2 separate regions of the Mus musculus genome follow, and region 2 is linked to region 1. A link is a loop called in an ENCODE intact Hi-C map of the cell type or tissue named here. Cell type or tissue: left cerebral cortex. All regions are shown on one strand. Links, peaks and the distances in the headings refer to the core of each region. The heading gives the core; the rest is flanking DNA. Region 1 has its middle 89 kb from the start of Gm40255. Region 2 has its middle 21 kb from the start of Gm40255.

Evidence for each region. Peaks named below come from ENCODE experiments on the same cell type or tissue, not always from the same donor. Only the 100,000 strongest peaks of a DNase experiment are listed, where the experiment ranks them.
Region 2: a loop joins it to region 1, with 8 times the contacts of the local background. A loop is called at or near these places in 3 of 42 quality-filtered maps.

The regions. Positions count from the first base shown.
Region 1 is chr4:127,702,694-127,713,566 of GRCm38, forward strand. No RefSeq gene overlaps it. Among named protein-coding and RNA genes, the nearest start is that of Gm40255, 89 kb to the left of the region's middle. In left cerebral cortex, for the core only: a CTCF peak has its summit at 8,278; DNase peaks (open chromatin) are centred at 5,677 and 8,267; H3K27ac peaks cover 2,391 bases.
Region 2 is chr4:127,634,361-127,645,233 of GRCm38, forward strand. No RefSeq gene overlaps it. Among named protein-coding and RNA genes, the nearest start is that of Gm40255, 21 kb to the left of the region's middle. In left cerebral cortex, for the core only: no CTCF peak of the experiment used is centred there; DNase peaks (open chromatin) are centred at 3,046, 5,587, 5,999, 6,578 and 1 more place; H3K27ac peaks cover 2,675 bases.

The DNA of each region.
Region 1 (10,873 bases), core at 1,393-9,392:
CATGTTCTCGACATGTATGAAGGCAGCGTTTCTCATGTAGTAAGAATGTTCCCTGGGAGTTTGTCTCTCTTCATTCTTCCCATCACCAAGCTCTGTGAACCCAAGGGAAAGCTCTTTGTAGACATAGATGGTGAGATTGGTGATATGACACTCTGACTGCCTCCCCTTTGTCACTGTAGACAACACCTGACCACGTGGCATTCCCCATGTTTTAACAACCAAATGAGCTGTCTCTGGGAAGGTTCAGAAAGGACAAAGAGGGCTAGGGTAGGGCAGTCAGCGGTCTCTACTCTCAGCACTGCGCTGCAATGGAGCCTCCTACTCCACACCTTCCTGTCTTTATTTCACTTGAGTGGATCTTCTTTTTCTCTACCAAAGAATTCCTAATATACATATGTGTGTGCGCGCGCACACACACACACACACACACACACACACACACACAGATATGTATATGTGTGTATGTAGTAAAATATTAACTACCATCCCCAAGATATCTAGATGTTACATTGTTCCAGATGTCCTGTTTTAAATGAAAGTGTATTTCCACCAAAACAGAAACAGGACAATAAATATTCACAAACACAGAAACACTATGTATATATGTATGTATGTATGTATGTATGCATGTACATATGTGTGTGTATTAATGTGTGTACACATACGATTCTTCTTCCTATCATTTTTCGCAAGACTTTGGGGTGTCTAAGGGGATCAGTTTGACATCTCTTTTGCGGCTTTCTCATGGAGAAGACTGGACGCATTTAGAAGACATAACAGCCTCTGAACAAGGACAGAGTGATGAATTCGACCCATCCAGGGAAACAACCAGTGAAGGGGGATTGGCCCTAGAAGATTTCTAAATCACACATCCTGGCAACCTGGTGGGACTCTCTCTCTCCCTCTGTCCATGGCTGCTGCCACTCTGAAGAGGTTGGGTGGGTATGCACTACCTTGGGGTGCCAGGTGTAGTGGAGCATCAGGCAAAGAGGTCTGAAAAAAAGACCTGTCTCAGGAGAGAGGAAGGAAATGGTTCAGGAGCCAGAATACAGATGCTACATGGAGGCCTAAGACAACATAAAGCCAGAGAGAGGACCAGGTCCATAACTCATATTCAATCTCTCTCTCAATCTCTCTCTCTCTCTCTCTCTCTCTCTCTCTCTCTCTCTCTCTCTCTCTCTCTCTCTCTCTCTCTCTCTCTCGTGTATGTGTGTGTGTGTATACTTCATGAGGCTAGGACATTAAGTGTTAGAGGAACAGGGCTCCAGAACTCCTATTCCTCCATCCCTTTCTGAAAGGATGCGTAGGAAGTCTGTGCTACTCCAGGAGCCTCCGGTGCCTACTAATCCTGATGTACGGTTCCTGGTGGTCCAAGTAGTTCTGCCTCTCACCTAAAATGACTGTCCAGGCAGGAGTCAGACTCTTGGGATTTTTAGAGGTAATGAGAAGATATGAACCAGAACAAGTTTGACTCCTTGACCCCCTCATTGAACTGAAAACGGGAGAAGTGAGATCAATTCTGGGAACCTGAGCAGCAAGGGAAAGCAGGCCAGAGGAACGGGAAGCTGTCTAGGTCATTTCCACACCTCGCAGCAGGGAGGAGGAGAAAACCCCGGCAGGTAATAGCACAAGGGTTGTGTGTTGATGTCTGCTACTACACTGAAGCTGACCCCAAGCTGAATATTCAGATTCAAAGCTCCATGATCAGGCTGAAGTTTGGACGTACAGATAGACATACACATACTCCATGCACGATGGGACAAAAGCCAAGAGTGACATGAGTCCAGAGAAGGCAAGCACAGCCATTTTGGTCAGAAAGTCCATACCAAGCAGTATGGACTAGGGATGTCTGTGGTGGTAACAAATTACACTGGGATCAGGTAAAAGAGCAGCTGCCATCTGGACTATTGCTGGTTTCCATGCCAGAGGGAAAGATGATTCTAGAGGGCCTCACAGGAGCTGGCAGACGACCTGGCCCAGGACTGCTACACATGACTCACAAGTCATACATCAGAACTAATTGCATGGTCTCTAAGTCAACAACCCTGGAAACCAATCCCACTGTGCCCCCGACCCGTGGAGAAAACAGAAAATCTGGAGAACACACTTAGGAGTGACAAAGAATGTTCCCAAGAAGGAGAAACTTGGGGTGCCATTTGCAGAAGATGTGGGCAATGAGACAGAGAAGGAAAAAGATCTTCCAGACGCTGAGGCTACATGGAAACCCTGGGGACATCGGCAGAGTTGGAGCCCAGGGTGCTGGGTGGTAGAGAGGCTGGGGTGGTCTCTTCTCTCGAGCCTTGCTTGGCAACTTGGAGACTGTCTTCCAGCAATGTGCAAAGCAATAGGCAGCTTTGAGCACCACAGTGCTAGGCAGGCTTAAAAGGGAAATACCCAGGAGGGTTCGGGGAGAGCTATATTGGGCACTCACTCAGCTTCCTAAGCAGAGGCCTTCAGTCAGCTGGCCTCAGACTCCATTGTCTTCATTTCCCCTGATGATGCTTTTTTTTATAACTCCAAGATACCCGCTGCTCGCTTTTATTTGAAAGATTTTAAAGACCTGCTGTTGAAATTGGGGTGTGGTTTGGAACTCCTAGGGTGAGTAAAATCTTGTTTTCTACTGGGCTTTGAAGATGACATAGATGAACAGTGTCACAGAAGCCTAGAGCTCGGGAGCTCCTGAGTATGTCAGGTCTTTTCCAGGGCCCCTATTACAACTGTACTCCACAGGTCCCTGTAGAACCGAGAGAGACCAAGACAAGACTGGTTTCTGAGGGCACAAGTCTCTGAAGAGTTGTGTGCCTGACTTCTCACAGGCAGATCTCTAGATAATTCCCTAATCAACATAAAAGGAAGAAGCTGAGTAGGGAAGGGAACAGCCCCAAATGCCATTGTCAAGTTAAGTCATGGACGCCATCTTAGTGTGGTTTGTTTGTTTGTTTATTTGTTTGTTTTTCTGTGACCTTGACACAACAAGAGCTATCTGAGAAGAAGGAACTGTAGTTGAGAAAATGCTTTCATTTGTCTGTAGTGCAAGTCTATAGGGCATCTTCTTGATTAATGATTGATGTAAGAGGGCCCAGGCCATTGGTATGGGCAGTGCCACCCTTGGGCAGGTGCTCCTTGGGTGTAACAGACAGCAGACTGAGTAAGCCAGTAAGCAGCACTCCTCCATGGCCTCTGCCTCCTCAGTTCCTGCCTCCAGGTTCTTGCCTTGAATTCCTGCCTTTGCCTCCATCAGTGGACTGTGACCTGGGATATGGGAGTGAAACAACCCTTTCCTCCTCTCTATGTTTCTTTTGGTCATGGGGTTTCATCCCAGCAACAGAAACCCTAAGGCAGGCACCATGTTGGAGTAATGAGCAGCAGCAGAGGTGTTGTCACACAGTGTCCAGGTCTAGGGACAGCCTCAATCCACATCTCTCCTGTTTGCACAGATAAGAGTGGACCTCTGCTCTACTCCTGGTGGATAAGCATCAGAATAAACATGCTTAGCTTCCATCTTCCGTACAAGCCCTGTGCGTGCTGCCTTTGGGGACTGCACCATCTTATCCATGACCTTGACATGCACTGGGCACATTCTAGTGGAGCAGGGATGCACACCTGTGCCAGCCTCTCTCTCACTCTAGAATCTATCACGTGGATACCGCCTGCCTCAGAGACCCAGGCTCTTCTCTTCTTTGTCCTGGCCATTATGTCACCACTGTAGTACTTTTCCTTAAGAAAATCTACTCGCCATTCTAGGACAAAGTGGAGCCGGAAACTGAACGCTATGTGTTGCTATTATGAGCCTGTTTGCCTTCAATTCACAGGACTCTGAGTCAGACATTTCACTTTGACCTCAGGTCCAAGCCACTTGTATTATATTAGTTTTATTGTCATTGCTGTTGCTAAGGGGGGACTAAAACTGAAAAAAAGAAAGCAGCTTAAGGTGGGATTTATTTTGGCTCATAGTCTCAGAAATTTCAGTCCACCATAGTGGGGAAGGCATGCTGCTGGCTTTTGACCGAGCTTGGGGTGGAGGCTTGTTCACACTGTGCCTATGGATCAGGAAGCAGAGGATGGATTGGAAGCAGGGCTAGTTTACAACCCAATGCCTGGACCTTGACTCCCCTCCACAAGTCATGCTTTTGGTTTCAAAGATTCTACAATCTCCCAAAATAGTGCCAACAGCCAGAGAACACACGTGTTCAAACGCAAGAGCCCATAGAGGACATTTTCTATCCAAATGGTAGCATTTTCTGTGCCGTTGACATAACTAGAAAGCCCCATTAAAGCTGATTTTGGTTCACCATAAGGCAAGGCATGTCTCTTTTCTAGAATCCAGGCAGGGAGGAAGGGGAAACAGCCAGCCCTGTAATCACCAGCATAAGACATGATTCTTGAGTTCCAGCAAACTGCAGGGTTTCTGTTTTCTCTAATGGCCCCTAGACTTTTACCCATAATCATGGCCAGGAAGTCTGGGACTGAGAATGACCAACATCAGACCCTCTAGCAAGATGAAAGGGAGAGGGCTCAGAACAAGGGCCCAGTGGGAATATTAAAAGGTTTCAAGTCAGAGTTGATGCCAGGAACAAGGGTGCACCCATCAGCATTTGCCAGGGAAAGCAGAAACAGGAGTAGATTTCCTGGCAGGGACTGGCTGACATAATGGTGTGGTTGGCAAGGCATGACCAAAGCCCTCAGCCTGAACAGTCGGGAAGGCTAGGCCAGAGCTCTCAGCTCTGTGAAGCTATTGCTCATAAATGGGCTCTTGCTCTTCTCAGAGAAGTCTCAGCTCTGTCCCTAAGGCCTTTCAACCAGTCACAGCGCCATGGCATAGCCGGATTCTTGGGTAATTTGCTTCTTATCAGTCAACTGATCCTAAACTTAAATCACACCAATTGAGTACCCGAACAGCCACGGACCGTGGCTTGACTAAGCAATCAGGTGGCAACCTGGTTAAGCAACACATGACCATCTTTAGGGATCTTGGTCTGTCTTCCAGGTAGAAGAAATTCTGAGATCTTAAGATGCCCCCCACCCCCAAGTAGAGCCTTTTGCATCCCTTTGTATATGTCCACGGTAGCACTAAACTTCACTTGCTGCATCTCAGCCTTGAAGGTTGAGAGTAGCCTGGCTGAAGAGGTGTGTCTCATTCTTTACAACTCTATCCAGAGGCCCGGAGCAGGGTTTTTATATTCTTTAGGCAGATACATTGAAGACCATCATTGCCTTGTGTGTAACATGGGGATACTTATACACACTTCAGAGGGTGTTTTTGAGGGTTAAATGAGCTAGCAGTTATGTGTCAACTGTAACCAGATGGGTGTCTGGGGGTTCATTTTTGATAGAGTCTGGGGGGAAGTTTATAGAGCCAGCCTCCAGGTATCCTCACCAATGGGACTGTGTCCAGCACATCTCACTGTTCACTCGTCTGTGGTTTTCTTAGCAGGCTAGATTCTAGCAACACAATAATGAAACTCAACTTTTAAATGCATGAAGCAGTGTTCTAGAAAGTTATGTGAGCTATTTCAAGCAGTGTGGTAGAAATGACATTTATGTGACTGGTTCCCTACAGAATCTCACAAAACGCCCACTTATCTTCTCACATCTAACTGGAATGTTCTCTGTTTGGCGAAGGCTGCCCTTGAGTCCCTGGGCCTGGTGTGTGCTTCCATCCTAAGATGACCAGTGATGACAGATGCCCAAACACAGACTCAGCCACTTGCTGCCTGGCTCAGCTACCTACCACCCACCTCTCACCTCCAACCACTATCCCCAAATACTCACCAGGCATCTGCATTTCTGCCTGAGAAGTGTATTTGGAGCCACATCCTCTTGGGTGAGTGGGATGAGGGGGACCTGCGGTCTGTTGCATCTGAGGAATGAGCCCCTGGGGGCTCAGAGGAGCACAGAAGTACAATTCCCTCCTTCCTACCCTACTTCAGTCACCATGCCTGGGTTGCTTCAGTTCCTCTCTGATCCACTACTGACAGCAACTGCCTTGTCTGCTGCCCTCTATATTACAATCACTCTTCTAGGGACTTGGAATTTATTAACTTACACAAGCCTTATAAACTCTCCACGTAGACACTGTTATCCTTTGTGATGTGCATATCTTAAAGCTGAGTCTGATGTGTTGGTAAATACCTGGGCTAGTTTGGAAACCTGGGTCCATCTAACTCCACAGCTGAAGTCCTTAACCATGACTGTACGGGACAGAACTCTCTTCAGTGTTTGCTGAAACAGTGTAGCTATTTCTTCTTCTATTTCATCCTTATTCCCACATCTGTCGCCATACACTCAACACCTGTAAGAGGGGTCGCTGTTGTTCAGATGTGTGTGACTTGTGATCTGAGCTGCAGATCAGCACCCCAGTTAGCAGCCTGACTAGTCCCTTACCCCTGCTCTCCTGTATCAGCCACTGCCAGTCCTCAGCCCTGAAAGGAACCATGGGATATGGGTTGGAACACGAGTGGTGACCGAGCCCACAGTGAGCTGTGGCTTCTGGTGCAGTCTGACGTTTCCTCTTCTGGCTTTAGCTTGTGTTGTGCCTCTGCCTTCACAGTGGCTGGAAAGTCACCTGAATGGCACTTGCTCTCTTTGCCTCAGATCCTAATTTAAAGGGATGGATTGAAGTGTGAAAAGGCCTACAGCATTGTGGGAAAGCCCTTCTGAGGGACAGGCAATATTGGACCAGTTGGGAAAGTTATGGGGACAGAGAAGACTGGAGAGCATTTTGTTTTCCTTGAGAGTTAGAGACAGAAAGCCATGTCAGTGTCACAGTCCTCCCAGAGTCCCAGGGACTGCAGCAGTACTGACAGGGCCACCACTTGTTTCTGGCCAAGGGTCACAGGTCCAGTTTTTTAAATTATTATTTACATTTATTGAAATCCACCCACCGCTCTTTCCAGGGGAATAATGACAGAGATCCATCTAGGAGCATCTTTAAAGCTTGGAGGGAGAAAAGGAAGGAAGGACAAAGACAGCAGAGGAGAGAGAGAGAAGAAAGAAAAGAAGAGGGGGGATGGGATGAAACTAGATGAGATGGGGGACAAAGGCATGGAGAGAGGGAGGGGTCACATTTTAAAAAGAACTATCTAGAAGCTCCACGGCCAGGATGCTCTAACCAAAGAGTACAGGCCGCTGGATTGGAGTTGCCTTGTCGTCTAACTCCAGACTCTCTCCTTTGACTCCTGTAACATGGGCCAGAACAAACACACCCACTTCTCTAAACTGGGTGCCAGCAGGACTTAGGGGTGATCTTAAGGTGATGACTCCTTGCCCCTGAATGACGTAATCCCATCCAGCTGTTTTGCCAAATTTAAGAGCGCTTCAGACTGAGCCAGGAAAAGAGTGGTTCACAGGAGGCGATGGAAGGCAGGGTGGCTGGCTGCACACAGTGTGCAGCTCAGGCCTAACTGGAGGAGGGCTTATTCTCAGGGACTGAGTGAGATGGTGCATGTCACAACAGAGGGCAGGACTTTGAAAGAAAGCCTGGTTTAAAGGGCTGCAAGCAAATGCCTGGGTGTCTTGAAATTCCTGAGGACCCCCAAGGACTTTTGTTTACATCAAAAAAAAAAAAATCTACCGCTATTGATCAGACTTGAAAATCAAACAGAGAGCTTTATAAGACACAAGAACATAGTGCATGAGCCCCGAAGAAGTGACGTCATGGGAGAGGAGCAGAGAAAGCAAAACACAGCTAAGGACAGCACTGGAAGAGTTTAAGGCTAGATCTCTCACATACTGACATGCTCCCTGGGCCATAACTTGAGCGCATGGGACCTGAAGGCAGTGTAGTATATATGATGGGACTTCTGCTTTAAGGCCTCAGGACCTCAGATGAGATGAGGGCCCCACACAATCACAACTACAACTGGCCGTCTTGAGCTGCACGAATTGGCAGCTGAACAAACTCCCCAGGGTAGTTCGTCTAGCCAGAGGAACCTAGGAAGTTATAACGGTTAGAAATTTTTCAAAACCACAAGGAGGTTCTGTGTGAATTGGGAAATTAGATTCATCTAATTGTTTGAGATGAAATTAAAAAAACAAACAAACAAACAAAAAAACCCAAAAACCAAAAAACACAATAGTCTCCAAAGTCCTCGAACCCTGGCAGCAGTACCTCACTCCCCCTATGATGTCAGTGCCAAACTGCAGCATCACCAGCCCCGCCTTTTTCCCAATGTGGGAGAAAAATAAGCCCAGCAATCAACATGAAATGTCATTTTTTTTTAAAACCTAAGGAATAGCTGTAATTTGCAAGAAGCCAGAATGCAATTAGCATACGCTTGCCAGAAGGGGCAGGCTCCAGAGGCCCCTGCATTGCTTCATCTGTGAGCGGGCTCATCCCCCTTGTTTAGTGGGCTTTCTGCCCTGTTACTGGCCAAGGTTAAAAGATGAAGAGGAAGATCTGTGTGGGAGCATCATAGCAGGACCTTGAGGGTCCTCATGGAGGAGAGAAGGGGGTTGAGTGCCTGTTGGTGACCGTTTTACTTAGAACAAGATGCAATGAGGGTCCTGGTCCAGTGTTCTCCAGCTCCTGGCTACAGAAGCAGTTTTGTAACCTTGTTTCCTGGGTCACAAGTGCTACAGGGCAGAAGGCAAGAAAATCAGGGCAGATGGTAAATAATAACTGCATTAACCTGGTATAGAGATGAGGCCCTCGGGGGAGACGGGAAATTATGGCTTCCTAGGCAGGTTCAGAGTGGCCTTTAAATTGCTTCTGCTAGTGCACCCTGCTCAGCTGCATGACATTTGTCTAGGATTGCTGCTGCCTGCTGTGTCCTTACCCACCCCCCACATACACACTCTTTCCTGATCTTGGGGTTGACCCTGGAGGTTGCCCCCTGAACCTGTTCCTTCTTAAATGTCTATTGTGATGTGAGGAGCTCCACAGACTCTGCTGCAACTCAGACTCCCCATGTGGGAGGAAGTTCCTCTAAGACCCCTCACGTGAGCCTGGTTGGACCCCCTTCTGTGAGCTTCATTAAAGGACACAAAACTGCCTCTTGAGTGACTATCACCCGAAGCACAGATTTCATTTGCCTCTCTTTCTCCCTTTAAAATTTATACAGTGCAGAGCATTTTCCCTTGCCTGGGGATGAAATCTCTGTCTTGGGCAGGTCCCATAATTTTCTCCTGGCTTTTAGGTAATAAAAAAGGAGTTCTGGTCACTTTAAACCACAAATGCAGTCTCCACTCAGTAATTAAAATGTCCCCATCCTAGATAATAACACTTCTCAACCTGTTTTACTTCCCACAAAGGGGATCCTTTTCTGGGGAGAGAGCCGGGGTCTTTAATCTCACTTCGGACTCCAGCTTCTCTCCCTTTGAAGCAGAAGTGGGGACTTATGGGGCCTCTGACCTTTTCAGAGCTTGACCCGTGGAGGTGTGAATATCTTGGGGGAAAGTGACATCTGGTTACCTTGGTCCAGCCAGCCTCACACAAGCTCGGGGCTCTCCATGCTTGCCTCAGGCACACAGCAGCAACTCATCGGGGTTCCTCTGCCCATGTCTAGGGGGTCCCATGCAAAGTGTGGATGGCTACAGGATAGCGCATGCTCCTGGATGCATGCAAAGTGTGGATGGCTACAGGATAGCGCATGCTCCTGGCAGGGAAGAACTTCTTTCCAGGTCTGACTGATTCACGCAGCGCTATCCCATCTCAGCTATCTTGTTCTTTTACTTTGTCTTCTCAGACTGATAGACATGCTTCTCTCTTGGGATTCCATCATGTGCGCATGCGTATGCGTGTGCGCATGCACGTGCACGTGTTCAGTGTAAGTGTTCCTGCAAATAAAAGAGCCCGCCCATAACTCTCCAAGGGTCTCATTAAGGGCTCTTCTATAGCTTGAGGTGAATGAAAACTAGCTGCCCACCAAGCAATCCCCCTCCTTGTTTTCCAGCCCAGTTCTCTCTTCTGTGTATTTTCCTTCTCCTCCCTCCCCCTCTCTCCTCTTTACCCATTGTCTTTCTGTAGAGTCTCACCCTGTAACCCAAGATGCTCTCTAGCCTAAGATCCTCCCATCTCTACAGTGTCAGAGTTACAGGACATCCCAGCTTCTCTTGCCTATTTTCTTCTTGATTTGTGATGAGAAGCCTAAGCGTTATGAACGGAGCCCTTTACAGTGGTCTGCCATGCCACTTCTGCCTTAACATCCCTCACTGACTCATCAGATGCCCTGGGCTTGCTCCCTCCCCTCCCTCTGTCTATGCATGAAGCTGCCCTGATTCCATACACATTCATGGGGGCTGGGCCAAAGCAGCTCTAACAGTGAACTCTAACCAATTAACATGTCTTCTTTATCTAGATAAGGGGACCAATTCTGCCATGGGCACCCAACCACCTGAACAGACAGGAGTAGGGATGCTACTGGGCATTGACCCAAGCAGACATGGCCTGTGTTCTCTGGGAATGACCAGAAAAGACCCTCTACCACTTCCTTTACAGTGGGGTTGAAAGATGGACTTGTGATAACCATTTCCTTAGAAACCAGGTACCTGCCTCACCTTTCAAATCAATGCCAGCTTTCTTGAAGGAGAGAAACTCTGCAGCAGTGTTTAGACGCTGGCTCCCCCTCGGCAGCATCTGATGGTTTTGTGTGTGTGTGTGTGTGTGTGTGTGTGTGATAACCAGGCTTACAAGTGGGAATGACACTAACTGAGAGATGTGTTTTAAGATTTTTTGAAATGGATAGGGTAGACAAGAAAGACTTGCCAGGCCCTGATATCAGTGTTGTGAACTGGAAATTCTTGTCTAGTATGCCAAAACTATTATTTGGACCTTTCAGTGACTTGAGTCAAAGTATTTCCCTCCCTCCTTCCTTCCCTATTTTTCCCCCACCCTTTTTTCCCCTTTTATGGTTGGTTCGACTTTACTGTTTTG
Region 2 (10,873 bases), core at 1,912-9,911, 68 kb before region 1:
ATTTCTGGTCTTGAATTGAGGTGGGCTGGGATGCTGCTATAATTAGATCGCATTCACCTCTGCTCTCCAAGAGGAGCAAGGGTGTGTCTGATTGCCTTTATCTGTTTGAATCTGTGGCCTCACCAAGGCCGGCTGTCTCTATTTTATGATCTGATCTGGGAGCAAGTTGGGTTGTAACCTCAGCTAGACTTGATCACATTTGAATTAAACTCCAACAGGGTCTCAGAGATCGAGAAACTCCTGAATGAATCATGTGACTTACTGTGTTTTGGGGACTCGATTCTAGTGTTCCCTGCCTTGTCACACTGTCCTTTGAAGCTTCCCTGGCCTCCCTGTCATTGAAATATTCTCTGTATATGACAGACCTGATACTCTGCTCACTTTTTTTCAGGACAAGGGCCAGGTCTCCCTGAACGAAAGACGACATTGCTTTCTACTGTCCTGTTTCCCTGGGAGTGAAGTCCATCAGCGATTTTTGGTATACACTGTTCTTTGATAGTTCTATAGTTTTGCTTTTTTTTTTTCTTGTTACTATGTGAGTTTGTGCTATAGACTAAACAGGAATAGAAATAACCCTTTTTTCCTCACTCTAGAATGATGTTTTCCCTTGATAGTATATTCTTTGGGTCTCTGCCCTGAAAGGAAGGCCTTATAACTCAGGCTCCCAGAGGTCAGCCCCTCTTCATCTCTCAGCCACTCTAGAAGCCCCATTCTCCTCCCCAGCATCCTTGCAAAGACAGCTGCTACTTTAGTGCTAGATGCACACAACAGGCTCGGGAAGATGCTCAACCCCTGCCCCCCACCCCGGGAACCCCAGAGCCACCACCCGGTAGACTTTCAGCTCCTCTTCCTTTACACCCAACAGACACATTTGTAGGCAACCGTAGCTCCTTCTTATGTAATTGAACTAGTTTTTAAATACCTTACGGGAGTTTTCTATTTAAAGAACCTTGCGGTTCATCTCTCTTTACTATAAATAATGGGATTAAGAAGTCTCCTCCTATTCCTATGCACTCATCTGCACTCCAGATGTTGAGCATAACTCAGAGAGCTGGCAACGTGGAGCTAGACAGAGCTGAAGTCAAACATCTTCCAACGATTTAGCCTGGCTGTGACGCTGCTTTGGCTTGCCTCAATGCCACTGCGACTCATGGTGTTCTCACTGCTCCAAGTTTTTCCCCCCTCATGTTCTCTGGTTAAAGTCTACTCCCACTCTCAGCCGAAGTGTCACTTACGTGGAGAAGGTGCTCCTGACCCACTTAGTCAGGGCAAACAGATCTATTTTATATTCTCCAAATCCTACTTACTTTCCCTCCGTAGAATTTGCTGAAGTAACAGCTTTGTGTTTATTTGCAGGGTTATTGGTTTAGCATTTTTCTTTGCAGCTGGAAAATAGATTCCTTCTTCCATTATGAGCAGCATAGGTAGGCTCCCAGAAGCCACTCTTTGGTGCAGATTGACTGTTTGATGATGGGTTCTGATTGGGAGGGAAAAAGTCCCCTCTTCAGGGCAGTTATGCCAGCTGAACCAGCACAAGCGAGGCTGCATCCCGTTAGGGGTCTCCTGAAAATAGGACTTAGCTACAAACATTTGCTTGGTTGTGGATTCCAAGGAAGAAGGAGAAGGTGTGAGGTGAGCCAGTTGCCACCGACTGGGGTAAGTAAGGCTCTGTCCTGTTCCAGACTCTTTGAGAAACTGTAGAAACGTCTTCAGAACTTTCCAGAAAGAGAGGTGATCTTGCAAGGTTGTTTATTGGTCTTCACCTGTGCCTTGCAGTTGGGACTCCCTCTTGGAGACCCACCTCACAGGCATTCACTCCCTCTCCTTTGTCCTAAGAGCATCTTGGGGCAGAACGGTAGAGGGAGTCAGAAGCTGCCTAAGGAGGTATGTGCAGAGGAGCTTCCGGGCATGGGGGACACCACAGGTGACTCCTATCAAAGTTATGTCCTCATTTTTTTTCTGTTGCTGTGATGAACACCATCACCAAAAGCAACCATGGGAGAAGAGGGTTTATTTCATCTTATAGGTTACAGTATATCATGAAGGGAAGCTACCGGGTACTATAAAGGCCATGGAGGCCTGCTACTTACTGGTTTGCTTTCTATACCTTGCTCAGCCTGATTTCTTATACAATCCAATGGCCAAAGGTGGCACTGCCCACTGTAGGCTGAGCCCTCCCACATCATCCACTAATGTAAAAAAAACACTTCATCAGACTTATGGACAAGCCGATCTGATGGAGGCAATGCCTCAGGTGATGTTCCTTTTTTCTATGTGACTGTGTCAAGTGGAAAGCAGACACACACACACACACATCAACCCGCTCAAGTTGTATCTGTTGGCCCCACACCCTCCATCTTCCACATCTGCATCCTCTCCAGCATAACTGGAAAGTTAAGAGCATGTTGAGTGACGCCAGAACACGCTTGTTCTTAACACTGAGCGAAGGACTGCAGAGGAGAAGACAGGCTGGCCTTGGGTCCCAGCCCTCCATATACACTAGGGAACTGCACCTCTCAGCCCCACGTGGGCACATTTATAGGACACGGGGAAGACTGCCTCGGTGTGACTACCTGGAGAAAGGCATTGACCTACGTTTGCATGGGATGTGACTGAATAGCATGTAGCTCAACCAAGACTTTCTCTTTCACTAGAGCTTCTGGGCTCAGCCCAATCTGGACCCTGCCCTCAGGAGGGACAGAGGAGGCCTTTTGAGCAAATGTAAATGCACCGCTAATGAGGCCATCGCAGCATCAGGCCCCTCGTGGTATAAGCATCCCCGTGGCAACAGGAGCCATTTGTTTCACTGTGAACACTCACTTCTTTAGAAGCTGGGAACGAATGATGTTCCTTACATTCTTTCCAATGAGGTGATGCCTAGAACTCATGTGCTGCCAAATTGTAGCTACGATTTAAAACTCTTTTAGCACAACCAGCGTTGCCCGAGCACAGCCTTTGTGGAACGTAGAGCCGGATTCAGCCCTCCCTCCGAAGGGGAGCAGCGGGGTGGCTGATTTTGGTCCTGGTTTTTGCAGGCACCGAGCCTATATTTTTATCTCCACGTCTCGCTGTTTGCTCTCTTTGCTGTCTGTCTTCCTGCCTCTGTGTGTCTCTGCTTCCCTGCCCATCTCTCTTAGAAGCTTTTCTGTCACAGGCTGTTTATCTGCCTGCCACTCCTTCTCAGCATCTCCCAGTTTTTTCTCTCCCTCTCTCTTGTCCCTGGGCATTGTTTTTTTTTTCCTTCTCCTGCCTTCAGCATCTTCTCTCTGTGGCTCATGTTTCTCTTAACTTCTGTTCTCCATCCTATTTCTCTTTGCCATGCTTGTCTTTACTCTCTCCCTCAAATCTCCCCCAAGACAGACAGACAGGTAGACACACACACACACACACACACACACACACACACATACACCACAGCAAGCTCCCACACAATGTACCACACATATACAAACACCATACCACAGTACACCACATACCATACATACACACTATGACACACACACTCACACACACTACAGCATGCTACACACACCACACATATACCACACACACACACGCACACACACACACACACACACACACACGCACACGCACACACATACACACACACGGAGGGAGGGAGAGAGAGACAGACAGAAAGAGAGAGAGAGAGAGAGAGAGAGAGAGAGAGAGAGAGAGAGAGAGAGAGAGAGAGCAGGGGACATTGTTGTTGCAATATCTGCAGTTCACCTTCCCATGAAAAACAAAAAAGAGAAAACCAGCTAAGCCAGCTACGTCAGCTCCTGTAGATAGTTGTAGTTCCATGTCCAGAAGTGACCGGTCACTCACTCACTCTGTGATTTTTTTTCTGGTGTGTTCACACAGTTCTGGGCTCCACACCACTTCAGGAAGCCCGCCTAGCACCTTAGTGGCTTATGTACATCCAGGGCATTATCACAAGTGAGTGAGGCACCCCAAGGAGCCAGGGCTGCTTCCTGCCTCCCTCGACGGACACAGCACAGACACCAAGCATTGTGCATAACACTCTAGCAAATGTACTTTTAATTTTTTTATGTATCTGTGAAAGTATAAATTAATTTAGATTTAAGGGAAAAAGGAATTGTGGTTGGAGGTGAAATCACCGGTGTGATGAGTTGTGACAAGTTGCTTGTCCCCTGTCCCGGTCACTCTCCCTGCAAGTCCGAGCTCTAAGGCAAATTTCTTTACCCTCAGTGCCTGTGACTTCTCAATCATAAAGTGGGGGTGATGCCTATGTGGAAGGGTTGTTTCTGGAACAATCTGGAATTTGATGGGGTCATGGGTGCTGAGATGGGAACTGCATGTAGGGTCAGTGGGAAGGGACTTCTGATAGCCGCTATTGATGACTATCCTGGAGTTAAATGAAGGGACGTTATAGAATGTGTTTTGAAAAAGTACCAGGCACCCCATAAAGTATTATTATTAAAAACATCACATTGCTGGCTAACAGTTAGTAAGCATGTACAATAATGCACTTCAAAAGCTGTCTGAGGCAGGGGATTGTCTCATTTTATATATGAGGAAATGGAGTCTCACACAATGCTTTTGACAGGGCTAATGGTAACACATACAAAATAATATTCATTTATAAATTGCTTACAATGTCTCACCCTGAGGCTCTCCAAGTTTTTTTGGTTTTGGGGTTTTTTTGTTTTGTTTTGTTTTGTTTTGTTTTGTGGTTGTTTGTTTGTTTGTGATGGAGTCTCTATGTAGTTCTGGCTGTCTTGGAACTCACTGTGCAGACCAAGCAGGCTTTGAACCCAGAGAAACCCACCAGCATCTTCCCAAACTGGGACTGTATTATTTTAGTTATTTTCACAATTATGTGAAACAACCATCATGTTTGTTTCCTTGTTTCTCAAGACCAGAAAACTGAAGTTTGGGTGGTTAAGAAATTTCTCTGACTGTACGTGGATGACTGGCCATTCGGTAAAGTGCTTGCCTTATAGTATGGGTTCCAGCCTCAGAATCCATGTAGAGAAGCCAGAGTGGTAGTCTGTGCCAATAATCCTGGCACTGGGGAGGCAGAGACAGGTGGATCTGGGGGCTCCATGCTCAGCAGGTCTAGACTATTTGGCAAGCTCCAAACCATTGAGAGACTCTTGTCTTGAAAAACAAGGTAGTAACTCTGGACGAATGACATCTGAGGCCGTCCTCCCACCCCCTGTCTATTTGCACACACACACATACACACACACACACACACACACACACACACACACACACCCCTAGGTGACTGAGGCAGGAGGATTGAAAGTTCTGGGCTAGCCTGAGCTATTAAGTGAGTATAAGGTTAGACCCTGTCTCAAAATACAAAGTATCAGAAGGGCTGTGGGTGTTGCACAGTACTGGAGTGCTTACCTAGCAAATTCAAGGCCCTACCTTCAGTCCTCAGTCCTCCAAGAAACAGATTGCCCAGGCCCCTGGAGCCAGAAGCACATAGAATTTCTCCGATTCTATAACTTGTTCTGGACACTCCTTGCTGTTCCACACACAGTGGCCAGCAGGACATGAGTGACTGGAGCACTGGCCTTCCGAAGCCAGGTCTGTGTGTTCCAGACCTGGTCAGCCATTGGATGTGGGCAAGTCACAGCGTTCAAGGATACAGGCACTCCTCATGTTCCTGGACTGTGAGATTGGGATTATGAGCAATGACTTTCCTGTTCCCCATTTCTTCTTCTTGATCCTTCCTTCCTCTCCATACACCTCTCCTCAGGCATCCCTCTTGCCTTTTCCCCATTATCCTCCATTCCTCAACTTCCTGACTTCCTTGTCCCCTCTTCTGCCCCCTCCCTTCCTCTGACTCTCTTGTTCATTCTGTTTCCCCCCCTCCCTCTTTTCCTTCCCTTTCCCTCCTCCCATCTCAACTCCCCTATCACCAGTATTCCCCCTCCTTCATGGCCTCTCCCATTTCCCCAACCCCCTTGCCTCTAGAGCTGTGCTGCCTGCCGTTGTCATGGAAACTTCTCAGCCGGTTGCAGCCTTTCCCCAGATCTCAGCTGGCCAAAGACCAATAGGAGAAGTCTAATGAAGTGGCCCCAGCATTCCCTTCCTCTCTTGGCCTCACAAAGACCTCAGGAGCCTGGTGCAAAGGCCTGAGCCATGTGTCACTGGAAGCGTGGACTATAGTGACAGGAAACATTATCTAGCGCTCAGGGGCAGGCCTGGGCACAGAACTGGGCACAGTCACCTTCACTGGCACTGTCACTGCCACCCAGCAAAGACTCTACTGTACTTTTGCGCACGGTACTGCTCACAAAGAGCCACCCCGTCTCCTGGTCCACACAGAGGCCTCTGTGAAGCTGAGTTGAGCCTTCCCTGTGGCTAGCCGTCAGCTTGTAAACCCCAGGTTTCCTTTGCTGGAGCTTTGCCTCAGTAAAAGGGGTTCCAACCCGACTTTGGGGTCTCTGCTTGCTCCCTGTAAGAGGAGGGGCGCTTTCATACTGAACCTGTCATGTAGAGGGGTTGAGACGACGTGGCAACCAAAAAAATAGATCCAAAGAGCTGTGTGTGCACAGGTGGCTTCTCCCACCCACAGGAAAAGAGAGCCCAGCCCACAGGCTGTTCTTCCCTGGGGAGAAATGTGTTCCACTGGGCTTGCTCTCTGCATCTGCTACAGCCACCCACCAGGAACAAGAAACTCAGCATACCATGGCCCTGCTCCCCCCGCCCCCACCCCAGACTTCTCTGGGCCATCGTTATTTTGATTTCAGTTTAGAGAATATATTTAGATCACTAATTACGAACAAAAATGCCCCAGCTCTACTTTACGACCAAATGTGCTACTGCTTTCTAAAGTGGTGGGCTTGAGTCATGCCCCCCTGTACAGTCCACCACAGTAGAGGTTACCTAGTCCGTCCCCCCACCCTCGAGACCATGTCTGCATTAAGCAGCGTTTCCTGTGGCCACATCTTCTTCCGGATGCTGTCAAACCCCATGCCTTATAGCAGCATTTACCCTCTGCTCATCTCATGTGAGGGTTGCTGGGCCATGGTCACCGTCCTTGGCTCTCTGGGGGTTCTGCTGGGCTTGGCATAGCTCTAGCAACCAACCAGGTATTATTCTGGACCCTCGCTAAAGGAGAAGCGCTGCAGCCTGCTGTTCTTGTGGTGGTGGCTGCAGCTTGAGGGAGGAAGAGCTAATCCTGGAAGCATGCTGAACTGAAGCTGGACTAAGTCCTGTTTGCTTGAGCCCTGGAGGGGAGCAGGGAAATGGCTCAGTATGCTGCGAGAGAGCAGGATGCAGGACTGCTTACAAAGCAGAGGAAAGGCTTAGGAACAAAGAATAGACAGCTACGAGTCCTTAATGTCCGAGAATAGATTGAGTCTTTATCTAGGACCTTTATTCTCCAGTGATTACCTGAAATAAAAGTGTGAAGTCAGCTGGCATGGGTGGAGAGCTGAGGTTTTCAGTTTGTGAGCTAAGTGACTTTGGTCCAGGGAGTGATCTCCAAGCTCTGGTTTCTGCATAGCAACTGGTTGTTATGGCAATCTCCATGTGAGGCCCAGGACTATGCAGGGCCAGGCACATAGTAGGTACTCAGCAAGTCTCAGCACTATGGTGTGCAAACGTGAATGTTATTTTCATCCCAATAAGTCAACCATCGACAGCGAACACAGTTATTAGCACAGGTGAACGGAGAAAGCCCTTTTCCAGCAACATTAACAATGGACCTCTCCCAGCTGCCTGCTGCTTTCTCCTCCTTACCCTAGTGGCTCACAGCACCTGGCCAGGTGAGGGCTGAAGCCGACAGCAATCACTAGTGACCATGCATAGGGCTCCAGCTCATTCGTCTTCACGAGGCTACAAGCACAGTCACCCCTCGATATCTGCTGGTGTTGTGTATCTACAGAGTCAACCGGAGACAGGTGAAAAATATTTTTCAAAACCTTGCATCTTGGAGTCACGCCATGAGAGAAGCGCAGCATGCCTCCAGGTTGCTCTGTGTCTTCCCGGAATAAACTGTTTCCTTTCCTGTCAAAACATTGTATCCGTATCAAGCATGCACAGACACTCCCCCCACCACCCCCACTGCCATTCCCTAAACAACACAGTGTTGTAAAGCTTAAGTAGCATTTGCGGTGATTAGCTAGTTATCCGGAGGAGGTGTATTATTTACAAATGCTACATGATTTTAGGCAAGGGTCTTGGGACTTTGCTAACTACCCCAAAGAAACCAAGTGACTTCGGTCTCACTCCTAGTGGCAGGGTGAGTATTCTCTGCACTTTGAGGATGATGGAGCTGACCTCAGAGAAGATCACGTAGCGTGCTCTGGGACACAGTGTCTTGGTGGCAGAGCCAGAACTCAAAACCCACAAAGTTACCCAGCCTCTGGGATTTTGCTGAAGTTATAAGACACAGAACAGTAAACTAACACTCCATAGGACATTTAATGAGGTGCCCTGGACATTCTAGTTATGTAGATGGCAAAGTTCTTAACCTGTTGATACCCACTAACAACTGCTTTTACTTCTTGTGTCTTTATTTGTTTAGCCCCTGGTCTGCTGTTTCTTGCTTCTCAAATTACACTCACCTCTTAAATGTAAAGGCCGCGCTGGTCCCATTCGATTTGGTTCGTGGGTGTGGTTTTAGAGTTAGTCACCAGCTGTATGTAGCCTCAAACGTCAGCTTGGCATGGGCTTGACCCCTTGGGGACCAAATACTATTTCACTGCAAGTCAGGCATCTTCTTTGGAAATCACCAAAGCTTCTTGGGTTGTTGATAACAGGGAGCATGGGACCAAGATGTGGGACCAGCAGATGTAGGAAAACCATCAGTCAAAATCATTTTTTAAGTAGAAATGAACACACTCACTCCCACCCTAACGCCAGAAAAGGACTTATGTCGAAAGAAATGGTATCTATGTTTTCAGAAACAAGTGAGTTCTTGCTCAGTAGGCCCAGAAGTGCCTCGTCCTTTAAGCAGTGAGAGCTCAGCCTGGAAGGCTGTCATCAGTCCTTGTCCCCTGTCAGTTGACCCCACACTTCACCTGTTGCTCTTACATTCAGAGTTCCCAGTGCACAGGAACATGGGACTACTGGTACCCAAGGAGTCACCAGGCTGCAGCCTCATGGCCAGAACTCTGTCTAGTTCCTGGGTTCTGAAGTTGTCCTGGGATGTAGAGTCTGTAAGTCATACCATATTTTGAGGGACCTATGTGTCTGTTTTAGAAGCCTATATCTTATACATGCCTCTCTGGACTAAGTATTGTTCCTGTTAATACTCAAAATTGTTTAGAACTCCTTCTTACATCTATGGCTTGAGACAAGCATTGGATGACAGGAAGTATGGCCATCTAGAACCCCCCCAAGGGTATTGAGTAAACCAGACTGTGTGACTGCTAATCTCTTCTTGGAGAGGCACTCTTGGCCTGTGTCATTTCCCCAAGAGCATGGGCTCTTGAGGTTCTCATAGCCTTGGGGGATGTGTAGTTACTCCATCTCCTTAGGAGACTTTCTTGGACTATTAAATTGTCAAATATAATAAGAATGAGATGTCAAGTTTTTCCCATCATTGATTGACAATGCCTAGAAAGTCTGCAGTGAAGAAGATACCCCCAGACAGATCTGTGGGGGTGTGTGTGAGCACGCAGTGTTAGGTTTTTGGAATGCAGCTCGAAAATATTGTATCAAGACTTTGACCTCAACAATTTTCCTTCCAGGAGTGTATGGGGGAGTTAATTGGACAAATTTTCCAAAACATGTATGTGGTAGAATAGTCCTTTCAATGATGCTTCTGTGAGGAAAAAGGCAGGAGTTTGCTCAGTAGCATGTGTTACAGCACACAGAGTGCGACAACACAGCTGTTGAGGGGCCTGCTGTCAAGAAACATGCAGGTCTGAGAAGAGATGACTGTGCCATAGCACTGAGTAAAGATGAAATTACACCATGGCTTGTCTAGAGTGGTCTCACTGATAAGATACACACACACACACACACACACTCAAACGTGTGTGTGTGTGTGTGTGTGTGTGTGTGTGTGTGTGTGTGTGTACATGCGCTTTGGGGAGGTCTTGGTCTAGCATTATGGCAGACATCTACTTTATTAGTTACTTTTAGGTTGCTGTGATAGAATATCCTGAGAGAAAACAAGTTAAGGAAGAAGGGATTAATTTTGGTTTGCAGTTTCAGATAGAATATCGTCTATCACGGGCTATCATGGGGAGCCTTGGCAATAGAAGCAGGAGTTCTCACATGCTGTATGTACACAGGAAGGAGAGAGAGGGAGGGGAGGGAGGGAGGAGGGAGGGAGGGAGGGAGAGAGAGAGAGAGACTAGGCTATAAAACCTCAAAACCTTACTCCAGTCATGCACTTCCTCCAATATGGTGGCTCTGCCTCCTAATGTCCCATAGCCTTCCCAAACAGCACCCCTAGTGGAGCCCAAGTTCACACACAGGAGCCTGTAGTGGGAAAGCCCACACTCAAACCATAACATCTACCAGAAACACAATCATGATATATTGCTTTTATGTGTGGTGTACAATGTCTGTAGAGGAAAGAGAGGTCTTCCCAGAGTGGCCCTTAAAACTGACCCTGAAGAGTGAACAAAGGCTCTGACAAGGAAGGATGCTGAGACTCAAGTGGACCATTTCTGGGGAACGCTGAGTTACCAGATCTCCTATAACAGCCATGAACTAATATTCTTCTCTGACCCCTGAGGTCATGGGCCACTAGCCATAGAGGGCACAGGAATCAATGCTTGACATGAGTCACATCAATGACAGGTAGGCTTTGCCCAGAGCAGTAAACCCGAGGCAGCTAGAGGCTCTGCCTTCTCTGGGGGCCATTCCAAGTTCTGCTTCCTTTGCCTGGCCTCTTGTGCCCTATAGCCAAATGACACTTGGTCACACAATC